Regions from separate parts of the Mus musculus genome. Here all the other regions are linked to region 4. Evidence: chromatin loops called from intact Hi-C (ENCODE). Cell type or tissue: gastrocnemius. All regions are shown on one strand.

Evidence for each region. A loop is a pair of places that touch in the nucleus more often than their neighbours do. Peaks named below come from ENCODE experiments on the same cell type or tissue, not always from the same donor. Only the 100,000 strongest peaks of a DNase experiment are listed, where the experiment ranks them.
Region 1: a loop joins it to region 4, with 9 times the contacts of the local background. A loop is called at or near these places in 10 of 42 quality-filtered maps.
Region 2: a loop joins it to region 4, with 2.7 times the contacts of the local background. A loop is called at or near these places in 33 of 42 quality-filtered maps.
Region 3: a loop joins it to region 4, with 7 times the contacts of the local background. A loop is called at or near these places in 33 of 42 quality-filtered maps.

Annotation. Positions count from the first base shown.
Region 1 is chr13:12,270,405-12,275,404 of GRCm38, reverse strand. It overlaps Actn2 (actinin alpha 2), which reads left to right. Exons shown (of 21, transcript NM_033268.4): 18 at 181-327; 19 at 2,641-2,706; 20 at 4,469-4,627. Among named protein-coding and RNA genes, the nearest start is that of Mtr, 15 kb to the right of the region's middle. In gastrocnemius, a CTCF peak has its summit at 2,261; no DNase peak of the experiment used is centred here; H3K27ac peaks cover 1,351 bases.
Region 2 is chr13:12,392,582-12,397,581 of GRCm38, reverse strand. It overlaps Heatr1 (HEAT repeat containing 1), which reads right to left and starts at 2,207. Exons shown (of 45, transcript NM_144835.4): 1 at 2,112-2,207; 2 at 1,669-1,842; 3 at 944-1,160. The coding sequence starts at 1,810. In gastrocnemius, no CTCF peak of the experiment used is centred here; DNase peaks (open chromatin) are centred at 1,753 and 2,368; H3K4me3 peaks cover 2,233 bases; H3K27ac peaks cover 1,634 bases.
Region 3 is chr13:12,383,581-12,388,580 of GRCm38, reverse strand. No RefSeq gene overlaps it. Among named protein-coding and RNA genes, the nearest start is that of Heatr1, 9.3 kb to the left of the region's middle. In gastrocnemius, a CTCF peak has its summit at 2,076 (motif pointing right); a DNase peak (open chromatin) is centred at 2,647.
Region 4 is chr13:12,208,372-12,213,371 of GRCm38, reverse strand. It overlaps Mtr (5-methyltetrahydrofolate-homocysteine methyltransferase), which reads left to right. Exons shown (of 33, transcript NM_001081128.3): 21 at 594-701; 22 at 884-984. Among named protein-coding and RNA genes, the nearest start is that of Gm10336, 24 kb to the right of the region's middle. In gastrocnemius, no CTCF peak of the experiment used is centred here; a DNase peak (open chromatin) is centred at 2,866; H3K27ac peaks cover 1,053 bases.

The sequences.
Region 1 (5,000 bases), 62 kb before region 4:
AATTTCCCTGTGATCGCTGCACAGGGACTCCCCGCACTGATGCTGCTGCTGCTGCTGCTGCTGCTGCTGCTGACAAATAGAATGAGCGTAGCAAACCTATACCAAGCCCTGCGTATTTCCTGCTCATGATGCACTAAAACCTCCTTGACCTAGTTGACGGCTGGTTCTTCTCCTTGGTAGCATATCCGTGTCGGATGGGAGTTGCTGCTGACAACTATCGCCAGAACCATCAATGAGGTGGAGACCCAGATCCTGACAAGAGATGCCAAGGGCATCACCCAGGAGCAGATGAATGAGTTCAGAGCCTCCTTCAACCACTTTGACAGGGTACTGCTCTCTCTCTAGTTGCGTGAAAGGCAGTTATATCTGGAAAAGCATGCGTACTGTTGCTCAGAGTGCTTTAAGTCACATGTGTACCAGGCTGGCTTTGAGGTCTTTCAGTAACTGAGGGTGACCTTGAGCTCCTGTCCCTCTGCCCCCACTTCCAAGCGATGGGATGGTGGCAGGTGCTTGGCGTCATGCCCAGCTGCTCACTTTAGGTCTCCCTGCTCCACAAAGTTCACAAGGAAACTGGTTGAATGATCCCAAGGGAACTAGCGATCAAACAAGCACTGGTCATGTCACCATGTCACCGTCAAGTGACCTTACATCAAGGCTTTTGCTTTGTTTCCTGGAGTTGGGGATTTAGCTCAGTGGTAGAGTGCATGCCTATCAAAACACAAGGCCCTGGGTTAGGGCCTTAGCAAGGGGGTCGGGAGAAGACAAAAATCTGCAAAAAGAAACAAAGGAACAGAAACAATGTAACTTGCTTTGTTCCTTGTAGATCCTTTAACTAGGACTCTAGTTAATAGCAACAGCTTGGCTGTCTTTAGTGAAAGCACCTGCTTGGTGGTGAAGAGGGCTGGCTGTTCTTGCAGAGGACGTGGGTTCAGCTCCTGACACCCAGTCAGAGGCTCACAATCCCTGTAACTCAGGCTTCTGACCTTCACCGCCCCGTGCATACACCTGGTACACACATGTTCACCCAGGCGTACAAACATAAACATTAAGTAAATAAGTAAACCTGAAACATTCTTAAATGTAGAGAAGGTTTATTTACATTAAGCACTGGAAACAAAGTTCTCCTGGGGTCTGTTGTGGTGAGATCAGATATTTAGATTACTCCCATGTTCTCACTGTACAGCAAGACGGGGCTGGGTGTGCATGCAGGGAGCAGAAACAGGAAGAGCTCTGTGGGTTTGAGGCCAGCCTGGTCTACATAGCAAGTTCAGGCAGGAAGGTGCATAGTGAAAAACCCTGTCTTAAGAAAAGAAAAAGAGACAACGCAGATAGGATGGCAGGGTCATGGAGGGCGTGGATGGAGAGATCCCTCCATGGACCTCTGGGCCGTTGACTATCACAGAGCACAGGTATGGCCAGAGCTGTGTTTCTGAGAAGCTCACTAAGATGAGGGTGGGGGCAGAAGCCAGATGTGGCTGCTGGAGAAAGGAAGGAAGGGGTCTGGAAGGAACTGGGTTCAGGGACAGGAGTGGTGAGACTGAGGGCTTCGTGGGAGGGAGACTGATGAGCGGCAAGGTTATTCCAGCCTCCAAGGGCAAGAGAGGAGGAGTGCTCGTGCGCCATCGCCATCACCATTGCAGGAAAGCTGGCCCTCCTGCCTGGGCAGTGGGAGGCCCGCTTAGTGAAACCAGGCAGTCTGCACATAGTGATCTTCTCCAGCGAGCGGCCATCTGAGAGGAAGAGAGGAGACCTACAGGGCTACTGCTCCAAAGCAGGTGCAAGAGCCAGAGCAGGGGACCAGGGGAGTGCACAGGGGAGCCAAAAGGCAGGATGCAGGGCTGCAGAGTGGCTGACATGGCGAGGGCCAGGCCCTCAGGCCTGAGAGCCAACACTCAGGTTCCATTCACAGAAGACAGAACTTCTACCATTGGCTTTCTAAACAGGTCATTTCCTGAGTGAACAAAATCAACTGAATTGTCAGTAAAGACCTATTGGTGTTTAAATGTTAGCTGTCTCTCTTACAACTCTGAGACATGTACATAGGAACCCTTTTCATCCCAACCAGATTTTTGCATCGGATACCCTGCTTTTACAGAGCTGAGAACACTCTGGAGAGCTTGTCATACAGATGAAGCCATTACATCTGGCCCTGGGTTCCATTCCCAGCGCTTCATCTGGGCAGTAGTTTCCCAGACTGGTTGAGCCATGAGTTTCTCCATTCAGCTCTAGAAATGCTTGCAATATGTGCTGTTATCAATAGGTGGCAGTAGTGAGCTCCTCACTGGCTCCCTTTGCTGCCTTTAGTGTGGGTTCTCTTTTCAGTATTAGTCTTTATTACACCTGCCTCCTTTTCCTTTCCTTCCTTTTATTTTATTTTGCAGTGATGAGGATCAAGCCTAGGACCTCGTGTGTGTTAGGCAATGCTCTCCCACTGAGTGACAGCCCAGTCACCTCTTCTCTGTTAAAGGGATTATTTTATAATATCCTTGTACTGTGGCTTTGTCCTTCTGTAAGTCAGAGGTGACCTCTAATCTTAGCTGGTCACTCTTTCTCTACCACCTTGCTTACTGGGCACTGGGTCAGGCAGAGCTGTTCATCTGGTCCCTAACTGCCTTCTCTCTGTTCTTTGCGTTTGCACAGAGGAAGAACGGCCTGATGGATCATGAGGATTTCAGAGCCTGCCTCATTTCCATGGGCTATGACTTGGTAAGACACAGCCGAACTTCTGCAAAGGTCTGGTACCATACCAAGCCTCGAGTGTGGGGAATCTAGATGTGACACTTTCCTAATTGGTTCATTTTCCTATCACAGGGCAATGCTTTTTGAAAATCTGCTTATTACTATATAAAAATAATGCTACAGGGTTAAAAATGTATTTTATTCAGTACCTGGTAAGGTTTCCTTATGGTGAAAACATTAAGGACATGGGATCTCCTGGTGGTTTTTAGAAGCTGCATTGACATAGCTCACGTATTTCAGTGAAACAACTTAAAATGTTCACGTCAATGACATCTAGTTGCCTGCGTTTTAAAGTGTGTTTTCCCTTGTTATTTTAAAGGATAGAAGAGAGATTTTAATGGCTGGGGATGATAGTGCAAGATTTTAATCTCACCTCTTGGGAGGCAAAGACAGGCAGATCTTTATGAGTTCCAGGACAGCCAGAGCTATATTGGGAAGTCTCTGTTTCAAAAATACAATCAAGAGGGAAGGAGAGAGGGATTGGGGAGGGGGGAAGGGGGAGGGAGGGAGGGGGGAGGTGAGGGAGGAGGAGGGAGGGGAAGAGAGGAGAGGGAGGGAGAGGGGGGGAGGAAAGGGAGGGAGGGGGAAGGGAAGGGAGGGGAGGGGGAAGGGAGAACAGGGAGAGGAGAGGGAGGGGGGAGGGAGGGGAAGGAGGAGAGGGGGAAGGGAAGGAGGGGAGGGGGAAGGGAGGGAAGGGAGAGGAGGGGAGGGGGAAGGGAAGGAGGGGAGGGAGGGTAAGGGAGGGAGGGAGGGAGGACAGATTATAGAAATGTACTGCATTACCCTTTGATGATTACATATTTATCTATTTTCGAAACTATCTTGTTAGATAGCCCAGGGTGGCCTTGAACTTACTGAGATCCTCCTGCCTCTGCCTCTAACCTGAGGCTTAGAGTCCTAGCAGTGTAAGAATAAATCAAATATATAAATTCATAGAACAAGCCAGAATAGCAGGTGACATATTCCTGTAGTCCCAACACTCAGGGTATCTTGAGTGGCCCAGCTGGGAACTCACTGTGTACTCCAGGCTAGCCTCAAACGTGCCATCCTGTCTGTTCAACTTCCTAAATACTAGAACTACAGGTTTGCACCTTGCTTATATATAAAGCACTGGGCTTTTTTTTTCTTAAAGCTTTTTTTGTTTGTTTGTTTGTTTTTCAGTACTGGGGATGTACTAGTCAATTGCTTTAATACTGAGCTGTACTCCCAGTCTTTTTTTTTTTTTTTTTTTTTTTTTTTTTTTTTTGGTTTTCCGAGACAGGGTTTCTCTGTGTAGCCCTGGCTGTCCTGGAACTCACTCTGTAGACCAGGCTGGCCTCGAACTCAGAAATCCGCCTGCCTCTGCCTCCCGAGTGCTGGGATTAAAGGCGTGTGCCACCACGCCCGGCGTACTCCCAGTCTTTATTGAGCATTTAAAATACAACTGCGTTGATTCCTCTGGTAATAAACTGAATAATGAGCACCATCTTACATAGCAATTCCACTTTCCAACTTTGGCTGAGTTACTCCTCCTAATTATGTAATTAGGACTGGCAACATGGGGTACACAAGGGACACACTTCTGATGGGCAGGGGCCTCTGGCTCGATGCTGCAACCACATTTAAAACTGCCGGAAATGGACCTGAGTCACCCACGTGAGGACGCCTTTGCAGAGAGTGAAGAGAACAGCATGGAGGATCCATGACGACGTCAAACCCTGACGCACACACTGTCTCTGTACCTCCTCAGGGTGAAGCTGAATTTGCCCGCATTATGACTTTGGTTGACCCCAACGGACAAGGCACGGTCACCTTCCAGTCCTTCATTGACTTCATGACTAGAGAGACCGCAGACACCGACACGGCAGAGCAGGTCATCGCCTCCTTCCGGATTCTGGCTTCTGATAAGGTCTGCTGGGACAGGTTTTCTTTTGTTTTAAAACTTTTAAAATGATCTTTGACTATCTGGGGACAGTACTTGCGCGTGGGCCTTGGTGTGTGTGGCGGTCAGAGACAGCCTCGGACATCAGTCTTGCCCTCATCTCGTTTGAGAAAATGGACCTTCTTGTTCCCTGCTGTATATGCAAGGCTTGCTTTTCTGCAAGATTTCAGGGATTCTCCTGTATCTGTCTCCCATTTCACAATAGGAATGCTGGGATTATAGTTGCGTACTGTTATGTCTGGGCTTTTAAAAAATGATTTGTCTCTGTGTGTGTGCGCGTGTTGTGCATACATGCATATGTGCTTGCGTGTGTGCGTGATCTGTCCTCTCATACCCCTAT
Region 2 (5,000 bases), 180 kb before region 4:
TTTTTTATCACTTTAACATTTGCTGAATAAAGGTTACATGAAGAAGGGCTGTAGTGATGGCTCAGCCATCTACAGGATTTGTTGCTCTCGCAGAGGTCAGAGTTTGGTTCCTAGCACGTATAGTGCTTAGAGTACAAGGCCTGGTACATAAATGCTTAACGCGCACATCACTAATACCACGTGATTTGGGTTGATATTTTAAAAGACATTCTTTACACCTAGCGAGGTAAGAAGGAACTGTACGTTTTGCCCCCATGTTAACGGATCTGCAATGTGAAGCTGCATCAGCTCCTGAGTACTGATGCAGTTAAGGCTGGTCTGGTAGCACACACTTATAACCACACTACTGAGGACCTGGGAGGCAAAAAGAGGCAGATTTATAAATCTGAGGCAAACTGATCTACTTAGTAAGTTCCAGGCCAGACAGGCAAAAAAAAAAAAAAAGTAAGTCAAAACCCAGCTTGAGCCAGGTGTGGTATCGCCTCTAATCCCAGCACTTGGGAGGAAGAGGCAGGTGGATCTCTGGGTGTGAGGCAAGGGTGGTGTACACACTGAGTTCTAAGACAGCTGAGACTACACAGAGAAACTCTCTCTCCACAAACAAAACAAACAACAATAACAACAAACGAGAGCTCTATAATAAGACCTTATCCCCAAAACAAAACTAGCCAAAGACAATGACATACTTCTCAGACTTGGGGAAGAAGGTGGCAGATTTCTGTGAGTTTGAGGTCAACCAGAGATACACACTGAGACCATGTCTCAAAAAACAAACAAACAAACAAACAAACCCCCTAAACCCTAAACACACTAGACAGGAACTAATGGCACCCTATTCAAGAAGAGCATGTTCACTTGACATTCTAAACATCATGTTAACCTTTGAAATTTGTGAAAGCAATCTAGCTTACCAAGTGTTGGCAACTAATGAAGGTTTAGCTACCTGTGAATCAGCCATTCCAGACACTTCTGCGCTGGCTTGAGGAGGAAATAAGGAGACAAGTGAAGGAGGAACGATGAAATGTTTTCATCCAGCTGCTTGTTCACTGCTTTGGTCTGGACGCTGCGCTCCAAGCCTTTTGCCAGCTGGCTGAACAATGGCGCTTCAAACTGTTCAAAGGCAGGGTCAATCCCAAGAAGCTCCTCCAGGCCAGTGCATCCTAGGAGGAGAGTCACGTGTAACTTCTTTGTAGGCAAACCCAACAGATACTCTCCTGTTCTCCTCACCCCCAAGCTCATGAACTCTGTTACCATGTGTTAGACACTCTCAAACACTGGCTTTAGTTGTTAACATATAGGATAAATCTGACCCCCACTCACTAGGAGAAAAGAAAGTACTTCATGACAAGAACTCCACCCGAGCCCTTCTTTTTAGTCATTAAAACTACATCTAGTTCTGAAAGTCTCCTCTCACACCACAGTCATTGTCTCGGTTTCTTTACTTTTCTTCCTTTTTACATATTAGTTAGTTTGTGAAATTTCAGATACCATTATTTATAAATACATTCACACATCTAGCAGTATTGCTGTTTCCCACCCCCTTACCAAGAAAACAAGGTACTGCTCGGGAAGCGAACGGGGGGGGGGGCAAGAAAATACAGAACCTCCCCCCCCCCCAACTCCCCGATATCATGCTCTGGGAGCTTTGCTAAGTGAAAGGTGGCTCACCGATGGCAAAGGCGGTGTCCCTGTCGATTGTGGCCGCCTCCTTGGGGTCAAATAACAGAGAGGCAACTTCACGTCTCGATAGGAGGCTGGGATCAGTTTGAGGGAGGGCGAGTCGCTGGAGCTGCTGGGCTAAGGACGTCATCTTGCACGGAGGCGGATGTCTCAAAACACCGGCTAAGAACGAACAGCGTGAAAAGTTTTTAGGAAACGTCAGGCGCCTTAACAGATGGCAGGCCAGGGCTCATGCTCTGGCAATACAGCGCTCAGTCCTTTCGAGGACACAGAAACTTGCTTCCCCGACCCTCCAGGACCCACCACAGCAATTGCGTTAACTACGCCTCCGCAGCACCAGCTTTCCCCAGCTCTGCACCACGACCTCACGGCCCACCCGGCCACCCGTTCCAAGTCACGGCCGCGCCTAGCCGCACCGTGCTCCTCCTCACCCTGAACTCGGAATATCAGCAGGATTAGACAGCTAACAACTCCTCAGATCAGCTCCCACATGGTGCCGGCACTGTCCCGGAACTCTAAAGCACGCCTCATAGGAACTTCCGGCTTCTCACTACGGCAAGAGAAAAGGGACACCTTTGTAGAAAACGCAATACAACGGCCCCGCCTCCGTGACTCTAAGTTCCGCCTATTCAGGCCAGCCATTTAATTCCCCGCCTACTTTCCCCTCTAAGGGCCTGAACCTCAAAGCCCCACCCTCCGCTCGCTCATCCAGTTAAGCTCCGCCTTCCATCCGCACCTCTTTCCAAGACACCACATTTATTCCACGCCCCTCCTTTAAGCTCCACCCTCACGAAAATGTGCTAAGCCACGCCTACAGTACCTCCCCCTTCTTTCCAGAAAGCCACCTATAAGTCCCGCCCCTCCGCTCCTTGGTGCTACAGCTCGCTTCTCTAGGTACCCGACGCCTCGCTCAGTGTTGCTATGTGCCTTCAGGCTTAGGTCTGGGATTCTTTTTCCCCAACCGCCTTTGGGAGCTTTACGGGTGTGTAGCAGGAACCGGTCATTCACGAGATACTTATCCAGCCTGCGAGGGGCTGAAGCGCGGGAAGCCGCGTTTCTAATTCTAATGCTACCCGAGGAGGGCACAAACCTAACGTGAGTTGTAGTTCTCAGTGCAATCTGGTTGCTCTGTAAGTAGTAAACACTCGCTGAACGCAGTTACTGACAACCTTATCACCTTTGCCTTGTCTGCAGTCCTAGGGAGTGGTGTTTTTCTTATTCTGTTATTATTATTATTAGAAACATGACATTTTAATTTTTTTAAGTGAAAATAACTTTTTTCAAGATGGGAGGTGGCGGCTCACTTCTTTAATTCCAGCTCGAGGGAGGCAGAGGCAGTCAGATCTGAATTCGAGGCAAGCCTGATTTGTGGAGTGAGTTTCAGAATATCCAGAGCTGCACAGAGAAACCTTGTCTCAAAAACAAACAAAAAACAAAAACAAAAAATACACAAAACTTTTTTGTTTTCATATTCTGGTTACAGTTTCGTTCCACAACTCTTCCCAGATCCTCCAACACTTCCCCTTCCACCCAAATCCACACCGTTTTTTCTCTTTCTTATTTAGGGTACAAACATACGATGATGACGACGAAGGCGATAGGCAAAATAAAAACAAACATCAGAATAAGACAAAACAAAGAGAAGAAAAAAGTGCCAAAGAAAAAGCTCAAGAAACACATATAGAAAGAGACATACCTGCTTATACACACAGAAAGCTTATAAAAATGCAAAACCAGAAACGGAGATATATACGCAAAGGACCTATAAGGAGGGGAAAAGATGCCCTGACAAAGAATTATGAGGCAAAAAAGGTCCAAAAATGCTACAGAGTTAGTTCAAGTTAGCTCATCTTACATTGTCCATATGGTAATTGGGACCTAGCCTTAGGTTTGCACAGTGAGTTAGCTCCACTGTAGAAAACTGATTTGTGAGTGATTGTCAGTGGGAGATACCTCTGGGTTAGGGACAGGGGCTTGTGTCCTTCCTCTCTCAGTGCTGAAAGCCCATCTGCTCCAGACCTGTGGAAGCCCTGTGCGTGCGTGCTGCCACAGTCTCTTCTGCTGTGTTTGGAAGGTCTTGCTTTCCTGGTGTCTTCCATCCCCACTGGCTCTTTCTATCTTTTTGTCCTCCTCTCCTACCGTCCCCTTTGGCCTCCTTTTTGCCTTCCTGAGGGAGTGGGGGGGGGGATTAGATGGAAACATCATATTTACGACTGAGTATTTGAGGTCTCTCATTCTCTAGACATTACCCAGCTGTGGCTCTCTGTATTTGTTCTCTTCTGCTGCAGGAGGAAGTTTCTCTGGTAGCAGCTAAGCAAGAAATACTGATCTGAGTATAGCAGAATGTCTTTAAGAGCTGTGTGTGTGTGTGTGTGTGTGTGTGTGTGTGTGTGTGTGTGTGTGTGTGTGTGTGTATTTAAAAGTCTCATATATATACTATTGTCTAATATATATATTAGTTCCCTAGCCTATCTGGTCTCAGATTCTTGGCCACTAAGCAGTGTAAGGCATGGAATCCATCTCATGGACTGGCCCTTAAATCCAACCAGGTATTCATTGGTTACTCCTCAACTTTGCGCCATCATTGTACCAGCATAGCTTGCAGGCAGCTCACTGTTATCGATCAAAGGTTTGGTAGCTAGATTGGTCTTTACCTTTCTCTCTAGTAAGCATGCAGTGCACCTCCCAGGACCATTAACACTAGTCAGTAGGTGTGAAGGCTGTTTGTAGGCACCAGCTCGACTTCTCCACGTTCGATGAATTGTGTAGATGTTGTCTGCAGCAATATGGCCTTACAGTCAGTTTGTGGAGAGCAATCAACAGCTTTGGCAATAGCCTGGGTTGTCTGGAGATGCCTATGGGGCCCCTTTGGCTAACAACTTGATTCGATGTAACCCATTCCTGGGACTGGAGACTTCATTTGGTAACGAAAGACATCCAATTGGGGCTCCATTTTCCCATGATTTGGTAATTCCACTTGGATCACCTTCATATATGTCTATATTTTAGAAGTTTCCATACAACCCGTCAAATGGCCCTTAGTTTTAGCTGTCTCTCCCTGTATTTCCTCCCTCACCCCTTTCTTCTCTCTCTCTCTCTCTCTCTCTCTCTCTGATCCTCCTGTTGCAATCCCATCCCACCACATTCTTCCATAACTGTCTATTCTATTTCCCCTTCCTAGGGAGAGCCAACCTACCCTCCCCCAGCCCCTTACTTTATACCTAATCTCTATGTTTGTATAGATGGTAGTCTGCTTATTGAAAAATTAACAGTTAACATCCACATATAAGTGACTATTTACCATTTTTGTCTTTGGGGAT
Region 3 (5,000 bases), 180 kb before region 4:
TGTCTACATGAGGTGTTCACTGCGGAGAACAACAAAAGAAGTCAAATACCGATTATGGTGACAAATTTTTCATAAAATTATTTAAGTAAACATGAAGTTTTAGTCCTTGATAAATATTCTCTTAGGAAATATATCGCAATGATAAATTAGTTTTGTTATTTAATATTGAGACATATGAATTATTTAATATGGCTAAATATTTTTTAACTGCCATATTCTGTTGTTGAGAATTTTACACTAATGTCTGAGTACATTCATAACCATAAGCTGAAAATACATAAGGAAATTGGAAACTGGATGTTTGGGACTTTTTAATAATTTAAAAAATATTTAATTATTAATAATTTATTTAATTAAATAATTCTGACTATGCCTGAATCTGTTATGAAAGGAAGGGTGACTAGTCCCCCAGTCCTTTCTTCTCACTAAGAGCTTCTTATTAAGGGCCTCCCTGAAGCCTGACGCCATGACTGGAAAAGCACTACCCTAGGAACATCTAGCCTGTCTTCTAATTGTGAGGACACAGGAGAAGAGCTGTTTCCAAAACCCTGAAACACATACCCAGTTATTTTTAAACTTTTATTTATGTATATGTGTGTGACTGCATGTGTGTTCATCTGTGTGTATGTGTGTGTATGTATGTTGATTTTTTTGGTTTGATTTATTATTGCTTTTTTGTTTTGTTTTGCTTTGCTTTGTTTTGTTTTGTTTTTTGTTTTCAAGATAGGGTTTCTCTATGTATTCCTGGATGTCCTGGAACTCACTCTGTATACCAGGCTGGCCTCGAGCTCAGAAGTCCACCTGCCTCTGCCTCCCAAGTGCTGGGATTAAAGGCGTGTGCCACCACCACCCAGCATGTATGTATGTATATGTGTGTATGTTTGTGAGTGTGTGTGTGTGTGTGTGTGTGTGTGTGTGTGTGTGTGTGTGTGTGTGAGTGAGTATATGTTTGTAGGGGGAAATTATATGTGTGTGTCTGGGGGTGGGTGGGTGTATGTCTGTATGTCTGTATGGGTGTATGTGTGGGTGTGGATGTGTGAACACTCTCTCGACAGTGTTTGCAAGTGCCAAGGACACAGAAGGAAGGCTGTCAGGCTTGGCCTCCGACACTTGATTACCCACCCAAGTTTATCTTTTGTTGAAAAAAGAAATGGGATTAGCTGGACACAGTGACACTTGCCAGTAATCCCAGCATCTTGAAGGTGGAGGCAGGGGGTCAGGAATTCAAGAACTTCATCATCTACACAGAATGTTCAAAGCCGTCCTGGGGTGCACGAGACTGGATTTATTAGCAAGACAGGGTTTCTCTATATAACCTTGGTTGTCACAGAGATCTGCCTGTCTCTACCTCCCCTCCAGAGTGCTGGGATTGAAGGCCACCACTGCCCATCGAGACTGTTGTTAAAAAGAAATGAAAGGGAGAGAAATGGAAGGGAAAGGAGAGGAGGGAACATGAAGGAAGGGAAGGGGTGAGGGAAGGAAAAGAGATGGAAGAGGGGAGGGGAGGGGGGAAAGAGAAGAATGAGGGAGGGGAGGGGAGGACAGACGGGGGAAAGGAGGTACGGATGTCATCAGCAAAATAAACTCAAAATGCAACGTCTACATCTGGCCACATACTCGAAAGCACTTTGAAAAGTGCTTGAAAACGGGGGAAAAAAAATACAGTGGTTCATATATCAACAAAATATCATGGTCTTAGAAGCAGTGGTTTAAACAAGATCTTAGCAATGAAGCCCAGGGATATCATTTTAATAGCTCTGATCGCTTGTTGCTGTGTGAATTTCTGAACATCAATAAAAAGAATTGAATGGAAAAGCCAAAACAAATCCTTTCTCAACTTTAGGAATATTTAACAAAACAACCCCCCCTGTCTTATGTAGCCCAGGCTGGCCTTGAGTTTTTGATCTTCCTGCCCCAATTTCTAGAGTTCTGGGATTAAAGGCATTTTCAACACACCCACATAATATTTTACTTTTAAAATAAATATTTTAAGTTTTGAGTTTGTTGTTTGTTTTTCAAGAAAAGGATTTGGAAATACACAATTGACAAGAAGCACCTGTTATACTTCTGAAGACCAGCAGGTGACACTAAAGTACCTCTCCCTGGTCTTCCATGTGGAACATAGAATTAGAAATGTATATACTGTTGCCTAAATACTGATTCATTAACCCTGAACATGTTGTAAAAATTTTCTAAAACAATGTTCAAATGCCATTTAGAGAGATACAGGATTTAAAAAATGTTTAGTGGTTCTCAGCTGTTGAGAAGCATTCAGTGATCTGCTTATAAACTCATTAAATTAGCGGTATGGGTAGCCCAAGTCTCTTCTCTTCTCTCTGCCTCATGCTACGCTTATTTTGTTGAATATTTGCCACTTCCGATATTGAAAACTGACATAGATTTTAGGACTAGAATCTACAGATAATAAATGGTTTATTTTATCTGTATTGCATATCTTTAAAAGTTGAGTACAGGTCTGAGGAGATGGTTTGGTAGGTAAAAAATGCTTACTGTGTATATAAGAGGACTTGAGTCTAAATTCCCAGGACCCATGTGGAAAAAAAAAAAAAGCTGTGTATGGTCTTTCAAGCCTGTAACCCAGGACAGAGTCAGTGTAGACAGGAGAATCACTGGGGCTTGCTGGCTGCCAGCCTAGCTCCAGATTCAGTGAGAGACCCTGTCTCAAGGGAATAAGGCAGAATGACATAGCAGGACACTGGATCTCCTCTCTGGCCTACACACACACACACACACTCACACATATACACACAAACATATACACTCACACATACATACACACTCACACACAAACACACAAATACACACATGCATATACACTCGCACATACACAATACATACACACATATACACACATACATATACACTCACACAAACACACATATACTCACACACACATACACACATATACACTCACACATACATGCACACATACACTCACACACACTCATACACACACATACACACATATATACAAACTCACATATACACAGTCACATACACACACATATACACTCACACATACATACACACAATATACTCACACTCATACACACACACATACACTCTCGAATACACACAAACACACATAACAGGTGTGAAAGATATGCATCTTTGTACATATCATGTGCATACTAAACTAGAAAGTGTTTAAGTAGCTTGACAGTGGTGGTACACACCCTTAATCCCAGTACTAGGGAAGCAAAGGCGGACAGATCTCTGTGAATTCCAGGCCAACCTGGATTCTGAGTGAATTCCAAGACAGCCAGGGCTACACAGAGAAACCCTGTCTCAAAAAAGCAGAAAAAGAAAAAAGAAAATGTTAAAGAAATAAAGTATATAAGTGATATTTATTATTTACTATTTAATAATATTACTGAAAGTAATATTCCTTGTTCCTGACAAAGACATTTTAAGACAATATCAATAATGTTTTAGGCATTACCACCCTTTAGGAAACAATTTGGAAACATGTGTCTGGAACTTGATATATGTGCATTCCAGTTAATGCACTCATTCTATTTCTGGAAGTCTTTAACAAGCTGACATTCCAGAGCCAGGAACAGACCATTATCATCCTATTGTGTGGGATGGCAGACTTTTTTTTCTTTTTTAATTATAGGGGTTGAAGAGAGGGCTCAGTGGTTAAGAGCACTAGCTACTTTTTCACAGAATCTGGGTTTGTTTCCCAGAAGCCACATAGCAGCTCACAACCTTCTGTAACTCTAGTTCCAGGGGAATCCAACACAGGGGATCTTATGGCCTTTGTAGGCTCCCGGCATACAAGTGGTACACACACACACACACACACACACACACACACACACACACACGCACCACAAAGACAAAATGCTCATACACATAAAATAAAAACCTACAGTTATATATTGTTAAGTATAAATATAGGTAATAGAAATACATATTTCTTTTCTTTTTTTGGATGGGGGCAAAGCTTTACTATGTAGCCCTGACTGTTCTAGAACTCACTATGTAGGCAAGGCTGGCCTTGAACTCACAGAGAACCACCAGCCTCTGCTTCCCCAAGTGCTGAGATTAATGGTATGTACCACCATACCATGTGTGTGTGTGTTTCAAAAACTGTAGTTTGATAACTTTAAACAAAAGCAATTAAAGGTATTTTTCTTCCTTTTTTTTTTTTTTTTTTGAGACAGGGTTTCTCTGTGTAGCCCTGGCTGTCCTGGAACTCACTTTGTAGACCAGGCTGGCCTCGAACTCAGAATTCTGCCTGCCTCTGCCTCCGGAGTGCTGGGATTAAAGGCGTGTGCCACCACGCCTTTAGGTATTTTTCTAAGTTATCCAAGCATATCAATAACTTTTTGTATATTGTGTCATTTTCTGTTGTAAATCAACCTCTAAGATTTTAAAGCTTAATATGCACTGTTAAGTTTTTCCCCTTAAACAACTACATGTAAGAAACTTACTAGAGACAACATACCAGCACTTCAATAGAGCATTTTTCTTCTCACGATATGTGAATGGCATGTCTTTCTGAGGAGAACAGTTGCATCCTTTGAAGAAGGCTCTTAGTGCTGGGGGTCAGTTTTCTACGGATAAGGAGCCAGGGAGCGGATGGCATCCTGCTAAAGACAGGATGGGAAACACCACAGTAACAGAGTGCTTGCCTAACATGTGCAAAGCTATGGGTTTAGGTGTGCTTGTGTGCATGCATGCATGCATGCATACATGTGTGTGCACATGTTAAACATTGGGAAATCTTACATTCAGTATCTCAGAGAAGCTTCCTGAAAAAAGAAAAAAAAACAGTATTGTACAGGCAAAATTGTTAAGCTTGTTTTGTTATTTATTTTGTGTGCATGGGTGTTTAGCCTGTGTGCATATCATGTGAGGTACCTGGTGGCTTCAGAGGCCAGAGGAGGTCATTAGATTCCCTGGTTTGGAGTTATAGAGTAAGCCACCACGTGGGTGCTGGGAATTGAACCGGGGTCCTCTGGAAGAGCAAT
Region 4 (5,000 bases):
CTTGTTGAGCATCTGGGCTAGGGGCTCTGAAGTAAACCACTAAAAGGCCTCTTTGTAAAGAACAGTTTTTTTTTTTGTTTTTGTTTTTGTTTTCTCGAGACAGGGTTTCTCTGTGTAGCCCTGGCTGACCTGGAACTCACTTTGTAGACCAGGCTGGCCTCGAACTCAGAAATCCGCCTGCCTCTGCCTCCCGAGTGCTGGGATTAAAGGCGTGCGCAACCACGCCCGGCTGTAAAGCACAGTTTTCAGTGAGTTAAAAATCCTCAGAATTTATAGAATGCCGGGATGAATTGTATTGAAGTATGAAACTTAGAAGATGAATAGAATTCAGAGATGGTAAAAGGATGTTAGGCAGAAAAAACAACAATCTACCAAGCAGAAATTCAGAAACAGAAATTATAACCTTTGGTTTCTGTTTGGTTTTCCTCTGCTGCTGTCATTTATTGTCACTCCCTACCTTATCCTTATCCTGCTCACTCTAGAAATCTGGGAAGGTCAAATCAGACATTCTTAAGTTGTCCTGAAGCTTCATGGGTCAGCATCGGCAGCCATGTGATAGTTTGCTAATGATGCCCAACTCTGCTTTTTCCCAGGTTATAAAGTCAGCCCGTGTCATGAAGAAGGCTGTTGGCCACCTTATCCCTTTCATGGAAAAAGAAAGAGAAGAAGCCAGATTGATTAATGGTTCGGTTGAAGAAGAGGCAAGTCATTTAGTCCAGGCCTGGAAAGCTTGTTTTTCTGAGGTTGGGAACCTCATCAGTAAAGCGTTGATGTAAGGCGTCACCAGGGACGACCGTCTGGGTCTCAGGAGCCACCCAGGCGCTGGCCGGGGAAATTCCCTGGTGACCCCTTATGTATGCTCACTGCTTGCCTCACGTTGCAGGACCCTTACCAAGGCACCATTGTGCTGGCCACTGTTAAAGGGGACGTGCATGACATCGGCAAGAACATAGTTGGCGTGGTGCTGGCCTGTAACAATTTCAGGTAAGCGGGGATCGGCTTCTTCCAGTTCCTTCATGGCCTTTTACTGGCTGAAAGGGCTGGGGTAAGGGATGCCCATGGATGAAGTGGGTTTTGGTGTTTTGTTTTGTTTTGTTTTGTTTTGTTTTGTTTTGTTTTTAGGTTCATAATTATGTGTCTCTTACGTATGTGTTAAAGGACATAGAGAATGGGAAGTAATCTCTAGGGGTCAGGCAGCCAGGAGCCTTCTTGAGAATCTGTGGTGGACATAGTCTCTAAGGCTCCTCCGGCTTCTCATGGCTCACATGTACCCTTTCCCACCCAACGAACTGCTGGGGTCTAGACTGGGTTCTTAGGGGAGTTGGTACCATGGACTCTGTAGGAAAGCTTTGTCGTCGCTAGTCTCGCTGCTGTGTCTCTTGGTGATTGTACTAGGGTTCTCTGAGCGGCAGAACTGGCAGAGCTAATGTATGTGTAGTAGTGGGTTTATTCGCGAGGCTAACAGGCTGTGGTGCAAGTAGTGCAGCAGTGATTTCCTGACAGGAAGGCCAGGATCCAGGAGTCAGTGAGTGAGACTGGATGTAAGGAAGGTCTTTAGGACGGTCCAGCCAGGTCACAGCCCACTGTGGAATCCTAAAGAAGTAGAGCGAGGGAACGTTTACAGACAGCAAACGCTTCCTTCTTCTGTGTCCTTCTGTGTGGGCTGCCACTAAGAAAGGGTGGCCAGATTGACCTCAGGTGATCTAGCCAATAAGAATCTCTCACAACCATTCCCAGCTACTTGGGTTTAGACACGTCCAAGTGTAGTCAAGTTGACAACCACGGTTAGCCATCACAGTGATGTTAAAGTAGCAGTTGGAATGATATATGCAGGTATAACCCCCTTTTGATAACTCAACAAAAGAATAAATATTCGTAACAAAGTTATTTCCAGATAAGCTAATGGCTTATATTAAGTTTACAGTTTCCCTGATTCACAATATGTTTCAATGAAAAAGCCACTAAAGCCTGCCCTGGTCCCAGTGTCCTGTCAGCAGTCCTTTGGAGTCATGACTGCTTTCCACTGTGCCTTCTCTCTCTCTGGCAGAGGAGCCCACTGGTGCTCTGGCTCTCATGTTCTGTCTGCTGCTGCCAGCCAGCAGTGAGCCTTCTCAGCCTCTCTCCTCTCACCACTTGACCTGTCCCTGCCTGGAACGCTGGTTGATTCCACTCAGGAATGCAGAGCTGGTTGTACCCAGAGGGCAGCTTTTCCCACGGCCAGTCTTCTACCTTTCCTTCCAGCCTTTGTCTTGAAGGCAGCTTTCTTTCCTAGCCTTGACAATCAGGGCTGCAGTTCCCTCCACCTACTTACTTTACTATTCGTTAGAGTGAAATACCAGCCTCTGTTCTTTGGGGGTCACTTACTTGCCAATATTATTTTGACCTGCATCAACTTTAAATGTACTGACTCATTAATATTCAGATTTTCCATTGAGAAGTAAGTTAGAATATTAAGACTGATTTTTGATCAGATAATTGCATGACAGTTGATTTTAGATATACTGTCTCAACTATGAAAAGACAGTTATGTACTTTCCCCATTTAACACGAGTTATATAAGAAAATTCGCCTATCAGATTTCCAGGAATTAATGTAAAAATGGGCTAGATGTGATGGCTCATGTATTTAACCCCATAGGTTTAAACCCCACTTAGTGCAGATGTGGGTAGATTAACATAGTAAGTTCCAGGCCAGCCTGGGCAAGCAACGAGCAGAAGCTTCCTTCTTTCGTGTCCTTTCCTGTAGGCTGCCACCAGAAAGTATGGCCCAGATTTAGGATGGGGTGGAGGGAGAAAAAGGGGGAGCAACAGTAATAGGCCCTGTGAGTACTACTCAACCTCAAGTGGAAGAAGGGGAAAAAAAAAAAAAAGACTCACAGCTGGGTGCTGGGCTAGTAGGATGCTGCCATCTAGTGGTAGGATATGTGAATTGCAGGGACAGCAGTCTGGAAGAGATAGCATTTGTACCCTTCCTTTTCCTTTTCCTGTCTCCACCTCTTTCTCCTATTTTTAGTTAACAAGGAATATATATTCCTAAGTTACATGTTTATAAAGCGTATTATGACATCGAAACACATGTGTACAACGTATACTGATCGAGCATTGTCGCCTTATGTATCCTTACTGAAGTGGGGGACTCACTGTTCTGGTTCTTCATAATGCACACTAGGTTGTGCACAGAGGCACCTGCCCCGCTGTGGAGCGTGAGAGCGTTTCTCCTGCATCCAGCTTTTTATTCCCCTCCTCCTCCTCACCCTGTTTACCTCTGTTAATTACTATTCAACTTTCTCATACTTCAGGGTCAACTTTCTTCACTTGAGAGAAAGATTGTATTTCTGTGTCTGGATTGTTTTACTTAACATAATGACCACCAGCTCCATTTGTTTTCCTGCAAATGAGAGAGTTCATTCTTTCTATGGCCAAGTAGTATTTTATTCCATGTGACTATGTATTTTCTTCACTTATTTATCCACTGATGGAGGCTTAAGTTACCCTGAGTATATGCACAATTTTACTTTTCTTTGTGATTTCTTCTGAAGAGGAAAATAACTAGTTTTGTCTCTTTATTTTCTAAATTCTTTGTAATCTAAAATAGTACTGGATACTATTAGTAACTCATGTTTTGTAACATTTTTTTCTGAGTTTGAATCAGATACAATGCATACCTAAAGCTCTCTTTTTCTCCCCCTTTCTTTTACACTTTTGAAACAGTGCGTATATGTGTTTTCATACGCGAGTGCTGTGGAAGTCAGGCGACAACTTGCTCAGGAGCTGGTTATGCCCACCATTCAAGTGCCAGGGATCCAACTCAGGATGTCAGGCTAGGTGGCAAATACCTTTCCCCACAGAGCCATCTTAGCAGCTATTAGAGCTCTATTCTAAACGCTTAGGAAGCACATTGTAAGATTAACAACTTTCTTCCCCCCTCTTCACTTTTTTTTTTCCACATAGGGTCTTACTGTGTAGTCCAGGGTGGCCTTGAACTTGAGACATGGGGTATCCACCACTTACAGTGAGCAAGAGGTAGTGAAGGATGTGGTGAGTGGGAGGGCACAAGGAGACGTTAGAGAGATTGGGTGGTAGGGGGATGGACACTTGAGGATTTTCAGCCAGTCATAACCCTGAGCCGTCATGACTTAGGATCTGCCTTGGTTTCTCTTCCCTATAGCTAGCTGGTAATACTAATTTTTTTTTTTCCAAAATGTAGCTCCAGTGTCCCCTGAGATACTTCTAGTTGTTTGGTCTTAATGGTCTCTGTCGCACACTGTAAGTGCCTCAACTGTACCACTTGTCATGCAGGGCTCTAACTCCGAGCTTCTGTTTCTCAAGTATGCCATGACATTTATCTGTATGCCCTTGAAGATGCTGTGGGGCAGCCTTGGTGCTAGATTGGTACTCAAGACTGGAATTGTCTGCCTTTGTGAGGTCCTAAACTTACAATGTGTAGAAAATTATAAATATTTCAGTCACTTCCCAGCAAGGCTTGTTGAAAGAAAGCAGGTTAAGAAGTTGCAGGTTGCGGTTGCTTCCCAGCCCCCTTGCTCACTGTCCCCAGTCTGTCTCACTGGCCACTGCTTGTCACTCTTTTGGTTCCTTCTTTCCTGAGCATCCTCAAACACAGGAAGCCCTCCGGGCTCAGCCCCTGGGCATTTCTTCTGCCTAGAATGGTGCTTCTTAACCTTTCCTGTGCCTTCTCAGTGGGCATCTTGAGACTTACGTCTGCAGGAGGGAAGGTTTGATCTCAAGTCCTGCCTTTCTAGGGAGTTGTCTGGTAGCATTAGTGCTACAGGTACAGGAGTCCCCAGTTAGGCCCATCAACCATATAATCTGTGCAGTGTTTTGACTCTGTACAGTCTACCATTGGTAAGACCCCAGTGTCTTCATGTGGCTCTCTTTTCCTAGGCTTCAGACATAATGCTCATGTAAGTGTTTAAAGGGCCCCATTTATATTGAAATTGCAAACTAATATTTTGGAAATAGAATTAGTTGCCATCATCTTAA